Regions from separate parts of the Homo sapiens genome. Here regions 1 and 3 are each linked to region 2. The links are chromatin contacts, found by Hi-C or POLR2A ChIA-PET in ENCODE. All regions are on one chromosome and are shown on one strand. The core of a region is the stretch at or near the end of the contact, and the rest is flanking DNA. Distances in the headings are between cores, read along the strand shown.

What was found. A loop is a pair of places that touch in the nucleus more often than their neighbours do. ChIA-PET counts read pairs that join two places held with the same protein, here RNA polymerase II (POLR2A). Pooled maps may share reads with other maps.
Region 1: a loop to region 2 is called in a pooled map, with 4 times the contacts of the local background. The contact joins the promoter of DRG2 here to the enhancer-like site in region 2. A Hi-C loop is called at or near these places in 2 of 50 pooled maps. POLR2A ChIA-PET finds 5 or more read pairs at or near these places in 2 of 52 experiments (AG04450 and naive thymus-derived CD8-positive, alpha-beta T cell).
Region 3: a loop to region 2 is called in a map of ovary, with 2.9 times the contacts of the local background. The contact joins two enhancer-like sites. A Hi-C loop is called at or near these places in 1 of 168 maps with a recorded cell type or tissue (ovary) and 2 of 50 pooled maps. POLR2A ChIA-PET finds 5 or more read pairs at or near these places in 1 of 52 experiments (CD8-positive, alpha-beta memory T cell).

What each region holds. Positions count from the first base shown.
Region 1 is chr17:18,086,045-18,090,382 of GRCh38, reverse strand. It overlaps DRG2 (developmentally regulated GTP binding protein 2), which reads right to left and starts at 2,435. Exons shown (of 13, transcript NM_001388.5): 1 at 2,296-2,435. The coding sequence starts at 2,359. RefSeq lists enhancers at 1,551-2,050, 2,008-2,057, 2,108-2,427, 2,051-2,552, 2,618-2,777.
Region 2 is chr17:17,389,609-17,393,758 of GRCh38, reverse strand. No RefSeq gene overlaps it. Among named protein-coding and RNA genes, the nearest start is that of MED9, 85 kb to the left of the region's middle. RefSeq lists an enhancer at 1,495-1,724. Within about 2 kb of position 1,603, at least 2 of the 41 ENCODE cell types and tissues checked have a DNase peak (open chromatin) inside an H3K27ac peak, as active enhancers do.
Region 3 is chr17:17,955,599-17,960,291 of GRCh38, reverse strand. All of the region lies in intron 1 of TOM1L2 (target of myb1 like 2 membrane trafficking protein), which reads left to right. Among named protein-coding and RNA genes, the nearest start is that of TOM1L2, 14 kb to the left of the region's middle. RefSeq lists a silencer at 1,949-1,998. Within about 2 kb of position 1,716, at least 22 of the 41 ENCODE cell types and tissues checked have a DNase peak (open chromatin) inside an H3K27ac peak, as active enhancers do.

The DNA of each region.
Region 1 (4,338 bases), core at 1,186-3,685, 700 kb before region 2:
TATATATATATATAAATTAGCCCGGTGTGGTGGTGCACACCTGTAGTCCCAGCTACTCAAGAGGTGGAGGTGGAAGGATTGCTCGAATGCAGGAGTTTGAAGTTACAGTGAGCTATGATCACACCACTGCACTCCAGCACTCCAGCCTGGGCAACAGAGCAAGACTGTCTCAAAAAAAAAAAAAAAAAAAAAAAAGGATTCAGTGTCAGTCAGGTACACATGGCCCTTCCTGTCATCCCAGCTCCTAAAATTCTGAGCATCTCTGAAGGGAGGGACTAGGTCTTAATCACCTTTATATCTCCTTTGTCTACTACTGCCAAAGTGGCAGCATCTCTAGCCTCCCTGTGACTTTCCTTGGGTCTTATGGGTAATATGGAATATTACAGCAGCCAGAGGGAACTTTCAAGACAGAAGTCAGAATAGCCCCTCCCCTGCTTAACACCCTGCACCAGCTCCCACTGCCTTAGAACACAACCCAGAGTCTTTCCCATGACCTATGGCTCTGCATGATCAACCCCCTCCTGTCCCATCACTGCACCCCAGCCCCAGTCCTGTTGACCTGTAAACAGCCAAGTTTGTTCCTGCCTCAGGGCCTTTGCACTAGCTGCTCTTTCTGCCAGGAACCCTCTTCCCCCAGATGTTTGCGTGACCGGTTCCTTCTTTTCAATCAGGTCTTAGTTCAAATGCCCCATCCTCATGGTGGTCTTCTCTATCACTCCACCTAAGCAGACCCAATCCCCAGTCCCTCCCCACCCCCAATATTCTGCTGTATCACCCTGGTTTGTCTTCATAGCACATATTGCTGGCTGACATTATCTTATTTATTTGATTTCTAGTTTTCAGACCGTCAACTAGAAGATCAGATCCAAGGGCTGGGATATGCCTGCTGTGTTCACTGCTTTAACCACAGTGCCTAGCACATAGTAAAGGCTCAGGAAAGATCGGCCAGGCACGGTGGCTCATGCCTGTAATCCCAGCACTTTGGGAGGCCGAGGCGGGTGGATCACCTGAGGTCAGGAGTTTGAGACCAGCCTGGACGACATGGCAAAACCCCCTCTCTACTAAAAAAATACAAAAATTAGCCGGGTGTGGTGGCACGTGCCTGTAATCCCAGCTATTTGGAGGCTGAGGCAGGAGAATCGCTTGAACCTGGGAGGCAGAGGTTGCAGTGAGCCCAGATGGCACCACTGCACTCTAGCCTGGGTGACAGAACAAGACTGTCTCAAACAAACAAACAAAAAAGATTTACAGAAGGAATGAGTCATAGAGGGCCCTCAACTCCTTGGCCTTCAAACCTAAATGGAACCAAGGGAGGGCAGACACTGGGACCAGCTATCTAGTGTTGCTTGCTTCCTGCTCCCACAAGCCTGAATGGCTAGCCACTAGCCTGGCCAATTGCATCTCCCATTACTCTTCCATAACCCCCTTCTGATCTAGATTGTTCTCACTGTCCCATGAACATACCATGCTCACTCCCATGTCTTTGTCTCAGCAGTGGCCCCCACCTGGGATACCCTTCCAACAACCAGCTCAAGTCCCACTTTGTCCTGGTGTCATCGTTCTCTCCTCACCTCTCTTCTGTGAGCTCCTCCAGCCCTTACATTCTAAAGTCCAGATTTGAGGCTTCATTATGTATTATCTATGTTGGGGTGTTTACTTTAAATACTGAGTGCTCACCATGTGCCCAGTGCTTTGTAAAGGCCATCTAATTTAACTCAGCTGTGTACTAAGATGGAGCAGGGGAGTATTACCCCATTTACAGATGAGGACACTGAGACTCCAAGAAATGAAGTGACTTTCCAATGTTTTACAGAAGGTACGTGGTGGACCTGGGGCTCAAACCCAGGCCTTCCAGACTCCAGAGTCCTGATTCCCTTGCTCCAATGGGCTCTCAGCTGCTGGGTGAGGCTGTTCCTGAGAGGTCTCCTCTTGCACTTCCCAAAACAACAGAGTAGACCCAGGCCCCAGGCCCAGCCATCAGGAGACTGAGGTTTGAACCCCAGCTCCGCCTCTCTCTGGGTCAGATGCTTGCTCTGTGAGCTGGGACTACTCTACTCGGGCACACGGTCTGGGACTGACCAGATCTCTTGGGGTACGTTTGCAGTCAGACCTGGGCGTGAGACCCGCTCCCGCCTGGCCCTGCCTTGGGCGCGCAGGGCGGCCTCGGCACTTGTCTGGCAACTTCTCCGCGGCCTCGGATCTTGCCCCAGCATTACTGCTGGAGTTGTTCCCCCATTTTACAGACAGGAAAACTGAGGCAGGCAGAAAGGAAGGCCCCGCCCGGCCGGCCCTCACCCTTGTTCTTCTGTGTCCGAGCGATCTCCTTCTCGATCTCCGAGATCTTCTCTAAGATCCCCATGGTAGCAGCAGAGGTGGGCGCACAGACAGCGGTGGCGGCGGCACCGGCAATTCCGGTCTGACGGCGGCGACAGAGTAGCGTGCGCCCGGAAGCCAAAGAGAACAGCGTTCTCGTGGGCGCCTGGTGCTCCAGGATTCAGAGTCCGGGCGAGCCAAGTGCCAGACACTATCGGTTCCGCCCGCTGGGCCGGCCAGGCTGCGGACCTCTGGAAAGAGCCGGGGCGGGGCCGGGCCATGCTGTACTGGCCCACGGCTGCGGCTGGCAGGAGCAAGCAAGGAAGAGAGGGAATCTGCCCGTGTTGAACTCTGAACTGCGGGTCCCTGAGCGCAGCTGACTGGCAGTGTAAGGAAAAGGGGCTGAGCCGAAAGCCTAGTGGCTTTCATTTTATACTATAAATGGAGGTGTCCAATCTTTTGGCTTCTCTGGGCCACATTGGAAGAATTGTCTTGGGCCACACGTAAAATACACCAACACTAACGATAGCTGATGAGCTTAAAAAAAAATCGCCAAAAAAACCCTCAATGTTTTGGCCGGGCGCGGTGGCTCACGCCTGTAATCCCAGCACTTTGGAAGGCCGAGACGGGCGGATCACCTGAGGTTGGGAGTTCGAGACCAGCCTGACCAACATGGAGAAACCCATGTCTACTAAAAATACAAAATTAGCCGGGCGTGGTGGCGCGCGCCTATAATCCCAGCTACTGGGAAGGCTGAGGCAGGAGAATTGCTTGAACCCGGGAGGCGGAGGTTGCGGTGAGTGGAGATTGCGCGCCATTGCACTCCAGCCTGGGCAACAAGAGCGAAACTCCATCTCAAAAAACAAACAAACAAAAAACCTCAGTTTTTTTTTCTTTGTTTTAGTTTTGTTTTTTTGAGACGGAGTCTCACTTTGTCATCCAGGCTGTAGTTCAGTGGTGTGATCTTGGCTCACCGCAACCTCCGACTCCTGGGTTCAAGTGATTCTCCTGCCTCAGCCTCCCAAGTAGTTGGGATTACAGGCGCGTGCCACCACACTCGGCTAATTTTTGTATTTTTAGTAGAGACGAGGTTTCACCATGTTGGCCAGGCTGGTCACGAACTCCTGACCTCAAGTGATCTGCCTGCCTCAGCCTCACAAAGTGCTGGGATTACAGGCGTGAGCCGCTGTGCCCTGCCTAAATTTCATAATGTTTTAAGAAAGTTTACGAATTTGTGTTTGGCCACATTCAAAGTGGTCCTGGGCCACATGTGGCTGCAGACCTCAGGTGGGACAAGCTTGAAGAGGTTCAAAATGGATCCCCAAGATGCTGCCACTGCACTCCAGCATGGGCAACAGAGCGAGAACCTGTCTCAAGAAAAAAAAAGTGGATCCCCATACCACCTTTTTTTTTTTTTTTTTTTTTTTGAGACAGGGTCTCACTTGATCACCCAGGCTGGTGTGCAGTGGCGTGATCACAGCTCACTGCAGCCTCGACCTCCCAGGCTCAGGTGATCCTCCCTCCTCAGTCTGGGAGAAAATCAGCCACCGCGCCTGGCTGATTTTTGTATTATGTTGTAGAGATGGAGTTTCACCATTGTTGCCCAGTCTGGTCTTGAACTTCTGAGCTCAAGGAATCTGCCAGCCTTGGCCTCCCAGAGTTCTGAGATTACAGGCATGAGCCACTGCACCTGCCCCCCATACCACCTTAACGCAGTACTCCAACTCAGGATCACCTACCATCAGATGCCTCCTGATACGAAGCAGTGTAAAGTAGACAGCATCTCGTGACATTTTTTCTTAGACAGGCTCTCCCTCTATTGCCTAGGCTAGAGTGCAGTGGCGTGACTACAGCTCACTGCAACCTCAACCTTCCAGGCTCAAGTGATCCTCCCACCTCAGCCTCCTGAGTAATTGTGACTATAGGCCCGAACCATCATGCCTGGCTAATTAAAAAAAATTTTTTTTTGTAGAGATGGGGTTTCACTATGTTGCCCAGGCTGCTCCTGAACTCCTGGTCTCAAGC
Region 2 (4,150 bases), core at 354-2,853:
TGTGTGTTTTGTTGTCACTGTTGTTTTCGTTTGTTTTTTGTTTTGAGACGGAGTCTCACTTTATCGCTAGGCGGGAGTCCAATGGCATGATCTCGGCTCACTGCAACCTCCACCTCCTGGGTTCAAGCAATTCTCCTGCCTCAGCCTCCTCAGTAGGTGGGACTACAGGCGCACGTCACCACACCCAGCTAATTTTTGTATTTTTAGCAGAGACACGGTTTCACCCTGTTGGCTGGGCTGGTCTCGATCTCTTGATCTGCCTGCCTCAGCCTCCCAAAGTGCTGGATTACAGGCATGAGCCACTGCGCCCGGCCTGTTGTGTGTTTTTTGAATTTTTTTTTATTTTTTATTTTTTGAATGAGCTACTGTCCTGACTGGGATTCTCCCAAAAACTGATCTTGAGACAGGATGTAAGTGCAAGCACTTGATTCATAAGGTGGTCCAGGAAACACTGGTATGGGAGGAAGGGAGATGGGAGGAGCAACCAAGGAGGGGCAAGTTACTGACATAGACACCTCTGGGGCAGCTGGAGCTCCATCTGCCCAGGAAAGCCAGGGCTCAGATCAGTCCCTCTGTGCTGGAGCGAGGGAGCTGGCACACTTACCCCAACTCACGTCAAAGAATAGCTGGCCCCAGACAGACGATGCCAAAGGCAGGGCCCTGCCTACGCAGGCCATGAAGGGACAAGTTGTCTGTAGATAATTGTTTCATTCTTTTAAAAAATTTTATTTATGCCAGGCTCACACCTGTAATCCCAGCACTTTGGGAGGCCGAGGTGGGTGAATCACCTGAGGTCAGGAGTTCGAGACCAGCCTGGTCAACATGGTGAAAACTTCTCTACTAAAAATACAAAAATTAGCCAGGCGCTTGTAACCCCAGCTACTCAGGAAGCTGGGGCAGGAGAATTGCTTGAACCTGATGGAAGAGGTTGCAGTGAGCCAAGATCATGCCACTGCACTCCAGCCTGGGGGACAGTGTGAAACTCTGCCTCAACAATATATATTTTAAAAGTTGGGGGTCGTCACTCTTGCCTAACATGGAGTGCAATGACATGATCACAGCTCTTCATAGCTTTTAACTCCTGGTCTCAAGCCATTTTCCCACCTCAGCCTCCAAAAAAGCTGGGACACAGGCACACATTACCACATCTGGATTTTTTAATTTTTTGCAGAGACAGGGTCTCACTATGTTGCCCAGACTGGACTCAAACTCCTGGCCTTAAGCAATCCTTCCAACTTGACTTCCCAAAGTGCTCTGAGATTACAGGCCTGAGCCACCACACCCACACTCTGGAGAGAATTCTACAATAATATTGGGTCTGGAATTTGCTCCTTCCAGTGGGTTCTTGGTCTCGCTACCTTCCAGAATGAAGCCACAGACCCTCGCGGTGAGTGTTACAGTTCCTAAAGATGGCATGTCCGGAATTTGTTCCTTCAGATGTTCAGATGTGTTCGGAGTTTCTTCCTTGTGGTGGGTTCGTGGTCTCGCTGACTTCAGGGGTGAAGCCACAAACCTTCGCAGTCAGTGTTCCGGCTCTTAAAGGTAGCGCAACCAAAGTTGCTCATTCCTCCTGGTGGGTTCGTGGTCTCGCTGGTTTCAGAAGTGAAGCTGCAGACCTGCACAGTGAGCGTTATAGCTCTTAAAAATGGCACGTCCAGACCTGTTCGTTCCTCCTGGTGGGTTCGTGGTTTCGTTGGCTTCAGGAGTGAAGCTGCAGAGCTCCGCGATGAGTGTTACAGCTCTATAAAGGTGGCGGGTCTGGAGTTGTTCACTCCTCCTGGTGGACTCACCGTCTCGCTGACTTCATCCAGGTGTGAAGCTGCAGACTTTGCCATGGGTGTCTTACAATCAGGGCAGACCCAAACAGCCAACAGCAACAAGATTGCAAACAGCAAAAAAAAAAAAAAACAAGCATCACACAGAAGCATACTGAACAGGTTACCACTGGCGGCACATGGTGGCCAGCTTTTATTCCCTTATTTGACCCCGCCCACATCCTGCTGATTGGTCCATTTCACAGGGCGCTGATTGGTCCATTTTACACAGTGCTGATTGGTCCATTTTACACAGTGCTAATCGGTGTGTTTACAAACCTTTAGCTAGACACAGAGCGCAGATTGGTGCATTTACAATCCTTTAGCTAGACAGAAAAGTTCTCCAAGTCCCCACTCCACCCAGAAGCCCAACCGGCTTCACCTCTCAATATGACCAACTATAAATCAGTGTTTTTATTATTACCATGCACAGACAATTCTAAACATCATCAGAGATGTTTTCCAGGTTCCTAGATCTTTTGTTCATTCAAGTTCCAGAATATTTCCAGGGTTAACTGTTGAGTTTTAATGATATATGTGAAGCTCCAAGTTCACACTTTTTATTATTCATTCTTTAATAAACTTTATATTGTACATGTAGAAGTTAGTTCTGCAAACTCCCACCCGGTTCAGCCCTGACATGCATATTTAGCTACAAGCGTCTGTTTCGAGAGTGAATTCCTAATGCTCCAGGACCTCTCCAGCTCATTCAGGTGCAGTTTCCGTCTCTAAACCTCTGGGTCTCATGTTCTTAGGTCCCAGCAGGATACTCAGAATAAGCAGCTACAGCCCAGAGGCTGTGAGGGCGAAAAGACAGAGCTTGAGTTACTTTCATCAGCACTTAGAGTTTTCGTTTTCACTTGGAGTTTCCATTTTCACTCAATATTTCTCTACGGTGAAGGCAATCAAAAACTGCTAGAACTGATCCCAGAGAAATAAAGACCTCGACAATGTTGCCCATTCTGGAATGTACTGTGAAATGGGATTTTTAAAAATCTCTGAGAGGCCGGGTGCAGTGGCTCATGCCTGTAATCCCAGCACTTTGGGAGGCGGAGGCTGGCTGATCATGAGGTCAAGAGTTCAAGACCAGCCTGAGCAACATGGAGAAACCTAGTCTCTACTAAAAATACAAAATTAGCCAGGCGTGGTGGCACATGCTTGTAATCCCAGCTACTCGGGAGGCTGAGGCAGGAGAATCGCTTGAACCCGGGAGGCAGAGGTTGCGGTGAGCCAAGACTGCACCACTGTACCCCAGCCTGGGCAACAAGAGCGAAACTCCGTCTCGAAAAAAGAAAGAACTCTACCAAAGTTATACTTACGTTGAAGACGTTTTCTAACATTTTGTACCCATTGCTTCATCAAAAAGAAACTTTACAAAATTGAAGTTAATAAACAATGCTCATCCATTCCCTAGGAGAGAATATGAGCTGACTATTCAGCCCACTGTGTTGAAGCCTGGCTATTCAACACAAGTCCATGAGGAAGACCAATGTTGACAAAATCACTTGACACAACTGCAGAAAAGAAAGCTGAAAATAGAAACCATAATGTCATTATCCATTATCGTGACTGATCAACATGAAGGAAAGTTTTTATCACTTTTCTGATGCCATTTTTCCTCATCATGATTTCATACAGAAAGGTCATTGCAAGCAAATTCTCATCTGCATTTCCTTTTTTTTTTTTTGGAGACAGAGTTTTGCTCTTGTTGCCCAGGCTGCAATGCAGTGGCACACTCTCAGCCTACTGCAACCTCTGCCTCCTGCGTTCAAGCAATTCTCCTGCCTCAGCCTCCCAAGTAGCTGGGATTACAGGCGCCCGCCACCACACTCAGCTAATTTTTGTAATTTTAGTAGACACGGGGTTTCACCATGTTGTCCAGGCTGGTCTCGAACTCCTCACCTCAAGTGATCCACCTGCCTTGGCCTCCCAAAGTGCTTGGATTACAGGCGTGAGCCACTGCACCTGGTCTTGCATTCCTTTTTTAGCTATTAATATTATTCCTTTTGTTTCATGATTAGTATTGAATGTAATTTTGTCATGTAGAGAAGGGAAGTGTTAAAAAATGATCTGTCCCTGTGTGGAATACGCCAGGCATGTCACTGTTTCAGGAGAGTATTCCCCAGCCCTTCCTGGCTGTGGGTGCCAGTGGTCAGAGCAGGTCTGTGGGCCAAAAAGTGCAGATATGGTTGGAGCTGAGCTTGCATGCTCAGAAATGGGAAGAGTCACAGGTAGCGTTGCCAGAGATAAAGAGAGAAAATAAACACACACACACACACACACGCATAGGCACACAGGGCCTTCATAAATTAATAATTTATTAATTTTATTATTAA
Region 3 (4,693 bases), core at 467-2,966, 570 kb before region 2:
GGATTTGAACCCAGGTCTGTGGGCAGCAGAGCTGGTGCTCTTAACCACTAAACCAGAGAGCTTAGTATTGTTTGTGGGATTGAGTGAATGAATGCCTGAATGAACTTGGTAGCTGAAAAATCTAGTAATAGTTGTCTTAAATCCAGACCTACACTAGTATTGTAAATTATGTACTCAGTTTCAGTTTTCCTCCTGTAACTCAGTGTACAAGTGTCCTCTTCATACCAGTAAGTTTTCTGAGAATTTCCTCAAAGGACGTGCTTTCTTATATCCTCGCTGAGGCACTTCTTAGTAATGGAAGACCTGTGTATTTTACTTTCTCTTTGGATTTGCCTTAGAACTACAGTGATGGATGGAGGAAAAGACGGAATTTAAACACATGCTAAATTGTCTAACTGACCAACTTGCTTTTAAGACATCACCAGCTGCTCTTTTAATCATTAATGAAGCATAAGCCTTGTAGTCTGGGAGGCATGTCAAAAATTCTGTTTCGGGTTTTGGTTTAAAATTGAGTGTAATGGAGAGAGACTGATTCTTTCATCTCAGAGAATTGGGCTGTCTTTGAGAGCTGGGGACAAGAACTGGGTCCTGTAATAGGACACTGTGGAGTTTTTTTTGCTGCTCCTCAAAGGAGAAATCACACAGATTTCTGGCACGTCATTAGTCGAAATAGGAAATGAGGCCTGAGAAATGATGTTGCTTGGGGTTTGAAAGCTGAATTTGCTAGTGGCTTCCAGAGAGCGAGAGTCTCCTATGCTAACTGTGGAAATTCTTAAACCAGCAATTCAAAGAATCAGAAGACTCTAGTTGAAAGGGTCTTAGTGGTATTTGGTCCAACCCTCTAATTTTTGCAGGTTGTGGAAACAAGGCCAGAGAGGGTGTCTGTGATGTATGACATTTCTGACAGCAAATGTGCAGGGATTTTTTTGTTGTTTTTGTCTTTTTTCTGATATCAAATGGATGTCCTACAATTGAATTCAGTTTTGACACTAACTACCTGGAGCTGGTGCGGACCCCAGAGGTTAAGGGCTCAGTCCCACAAGACTGCCCCCACTTCACATGCCAGTCACAAGTTCCTGGTTACCATCTGTACTTCCCATGACCGGCTATAAATTGGGGATTCCCGTGATGCCTTCCCCATGTTTGATCATATGCTTGAATGGCTCACAAAATTCAGGACAACACTTTACTTACATTTTCGTGACAAAGGATATAACTCAGCAACAGCCAAATGGAAGAGATTCATCGGGCAAGGTGTGGGGAAGGGGCAGAGAACTTCTGTGCCAGCCTCCCAGCACCTTTATGTGTTCAACTTGGAAGTTCTTTGAACCCCATCGTTTAGGGGTATTAATGGAGGTTTCATTATGTGGGCATGAGTGATTAAATCTGGCCATTGGTGAATAACTCAACCTCTAGTCCCTCTCCCCTTTCCGGAGGTAAGGTGGGATGAGGGTACGGCTAAAAGTTCCAACACTGAAATGTACCTTGGTCTTTCTGGCTAGGGAGCCCCAATCTCATTAGCATACAAAAGACACTTATCTCTCAGGAGATTCCAGGGGTTTTGGGTGAGGTGTGCCAGGAACCTGGACAAAGACCAAATATATATTTCTTACTGTATCACAGTAGGAGACTTGCCAAGGTCCCACAGTGACTCAGTTTTATGACTCTTACATGTCTTCCTATTTAGCTCACAGCCTCTTGCCAGTCATTTAGATATTTGTATATGGGCAGGGAGGGTAAGCATGGGGTAGTAAGTCTGTCATTTTAATGGAGTGGAAATTTTCAACTCAGCCTCATGAAGGTAAATACATTTTATTGTTTGAAAGTTAGTCTCCTGTTTTTGACTGGGCTTGGTTGGGGGTACTATTTAGCTCTAGATTTGATGGTTTAAATGAAATTAGCTCATAAAATCACCAATGGTCTTCTGTTTTATCTACTTTTTCTGGCACTGGTCCAGACCAGAGAAACCAATCCCAGGCTAGGACTGGGAAAGTCTGGGACTGTTCACTGCTCTGCTGCTGATTTGCTGTGAGACTTTGGGTGGGGCACATCCTGTCAGTTACTCATTTGAAGAGCATGGTTTGTTCGTTCGTTTGTTTTGAAGAACAGAGGTTGAACAAGCTTTCCAAGTTCATTTCAGACCTAAAGCTTAAGGCCCAAATCAAAGTGGCTTTTAGTTTTTCTTTTCTTTTTTTTTTTTTTGAGACAGAGTCTTGCTCTGTTGCCCAGGCTGGAGTGCAGTGGCACAATCTCGACTTACTGCAAGCTCCACCTCCTGGGTTCACACCATTCTCCTGCCTCAGCCTGCTGAATAGCTAGGACTACAGGCGCCCACCACCACGCCCGGCTAATTTTTTGTATTTTTAGTAGAGACGGGGTTTCACCGTGTTAGCCAGGATGGTCTTGATCTCCGGACCTCATGATCCGCCCACCTCGGCCTGGGATTACAGTCGTGAGCCACCACGCCTGGCCTAGTTTTTCTTAAGACTTACAGCTTTCCATAAGAGACTGTACATACCTATGAATCATATGTGTGTGTACGTGTGTGTGTGTATAGCCTGTGATATGTAAGTATATACACACATGTAAATACATGCACACAGGTAAATATATACATATACATATTTTATATATATTTTATATAAATATGTTATACTTTATATATATTTTGTGTAAATGTATATATATTTGCCTTCTAATGATTTTCACTGAGGTAGTTTACTTGTAGTAAAATGCATACATTTTGTTATAATTTTGACACATGCTTACATGTTGTCACCTTACCCCATCAAGATACGCACTGTCAACCTCACCCCAGAAAGCTCCCTCAGGTCCCTTCCCAGTTAATCCTCTCCTCCAACACACTGCAGAGGGAACCACTGATCTTTTATCTCTTCTAGAAGTTCATGAGTGGAGTCATACAGTATATGCTCTTTTGTGTTGAATCCCAGTGATATTTTGAAGAAGAATCATATGCATTGTTTTCTCTACCTGCCATTTTGAAAGGCTGTATAAGGGAGTGGTGGCTCATGCCTGTAATCCCAGCACTTTGGGAGGCCAAGGCAGGAGGATTGCTTGAGGCCAAAAATTTGAGGCCAGCCTGGGCAACATAGCAAGACCCTGTTTCTACAAAAAATTTAAAAATTAGCTGGGTGTGGTAGTGCTACTCCCTGTAGTCCTAGCTACTTTGGAGGCTGAGGCAGGAGGATTGCTTGAGCCCAGGAGGTGGAGACTGCAGCGAGCTATGATTGTGCCACTGTACTCTTGAGAGGTGACAGCGTGCTGGCAGCCGTTGCTCGCTCTCAGGCGCCTCCTCAGCCCCGATGCCTTCTCTGGCTGTGCTTGAGGAGCCCTTCAGCCCGCCGCTGCACTGTGAGAACCCCTCCCTGGGCTGGCCGAGGCCGGAGCCGCCTCCCTCAGCTTGCAGGGAGATGTGGAGGGAGAGGCGCGGGCGGGAACCGGGCTGCGCGTGGCGCTTGCGGGCCAGCGCGAGTTCTGGGTGGGCGTGAGCTCAGCGGGCCCAGCACCGCAGGCCCCGGGCAGTGAGGGGCTTAGCATCCAGGCCAGCAGCTGCGGAGGGTGTGCCATTCCCCCAGCAGTGCCGGCCCGCCAGTGCTGTGCTGGAATTCTCGCCGGGTCTCAGCGGTCTCCCTGCGGGGCAGGACTCTGGACCTGCAGCTCACCATGCCTGAGCCTCCCTGCCGTGGGCTCCTATGCGGCCCGAACCTCCCCAAGGAGCGCAAACCCCTGCTCCACTGCGCCCGGTCCCATCGACCGCCCAAGGGCTGAGGAGTGCAGGCGCACTGCCAGGGACTGGCAGGCAGCTCCACCTGTGACCCAGGTGTGGGATCCACTGGGTGAAGCCAGCTGGGTTTCTGAGTCTAGTGAGGACTTAGAGAACCTTTATGTCTAGCTAAGGGATTGTAAATACACCAATCAGCACTCTGTGTCTAGCTCAAGGTTTGTAAATGCACCAATCAGCACTCTGTATCTAGTTAATCTGGTGGGGACTTGGAGAATCTTTGTGTCTAGCTCAGGGATTGTAAACGCACCAATCAGCACCCTGTCAAAATAGGCCAATCAGGTCTCTGTAAAACAGACCAATCAGTTCTCTGTAAAATGGACCAATCAGCAGGATGTGGGTGGGGCCAGAGGCAGTAGTGGTAACCCACTTGGGTCCTTTTTCGTGCGGGGGAGGCTTTGTTCTTTTGCTCTTTGAAACAAATGTTGCTGCTTACTCCATGAGTCCACTGCTTTTATGAGCTGTAACACTGGCTGCAAAGGTCTGCAGTTTTTCTCTTGAGGCTGGCGCAGACCACGAACCCATTGGGAGGAATGAACAATTCCAGGCGGTAGGAGCGAACAACTTCAGACACGCTGCCTTAAGAGCTGTAACACTCACCGCGAAGGTCTGCAGCTTCACTCTTGAAGCCAGCGAGACTACGAACCCACCAGGAGGAAGAAACTCAGAACACAGCTGAACATCAGAAGGAACAAACCCCAGACACGCCGCCTTTAAGAACTGTAAAACTAACTGCGAGGGTCTATGGCTTCATTCTTGAAGTCAGTGAGACCAAGAACCCACCAATTCTGGACACACTCTAGCCTGGGTGGCAGAGCAAGACTCCATCTCTTAAAAAACAACAAAGAAGAGGCTGGGCGCAGTGGCTTATGCCTGTAATCCCAGCACTTT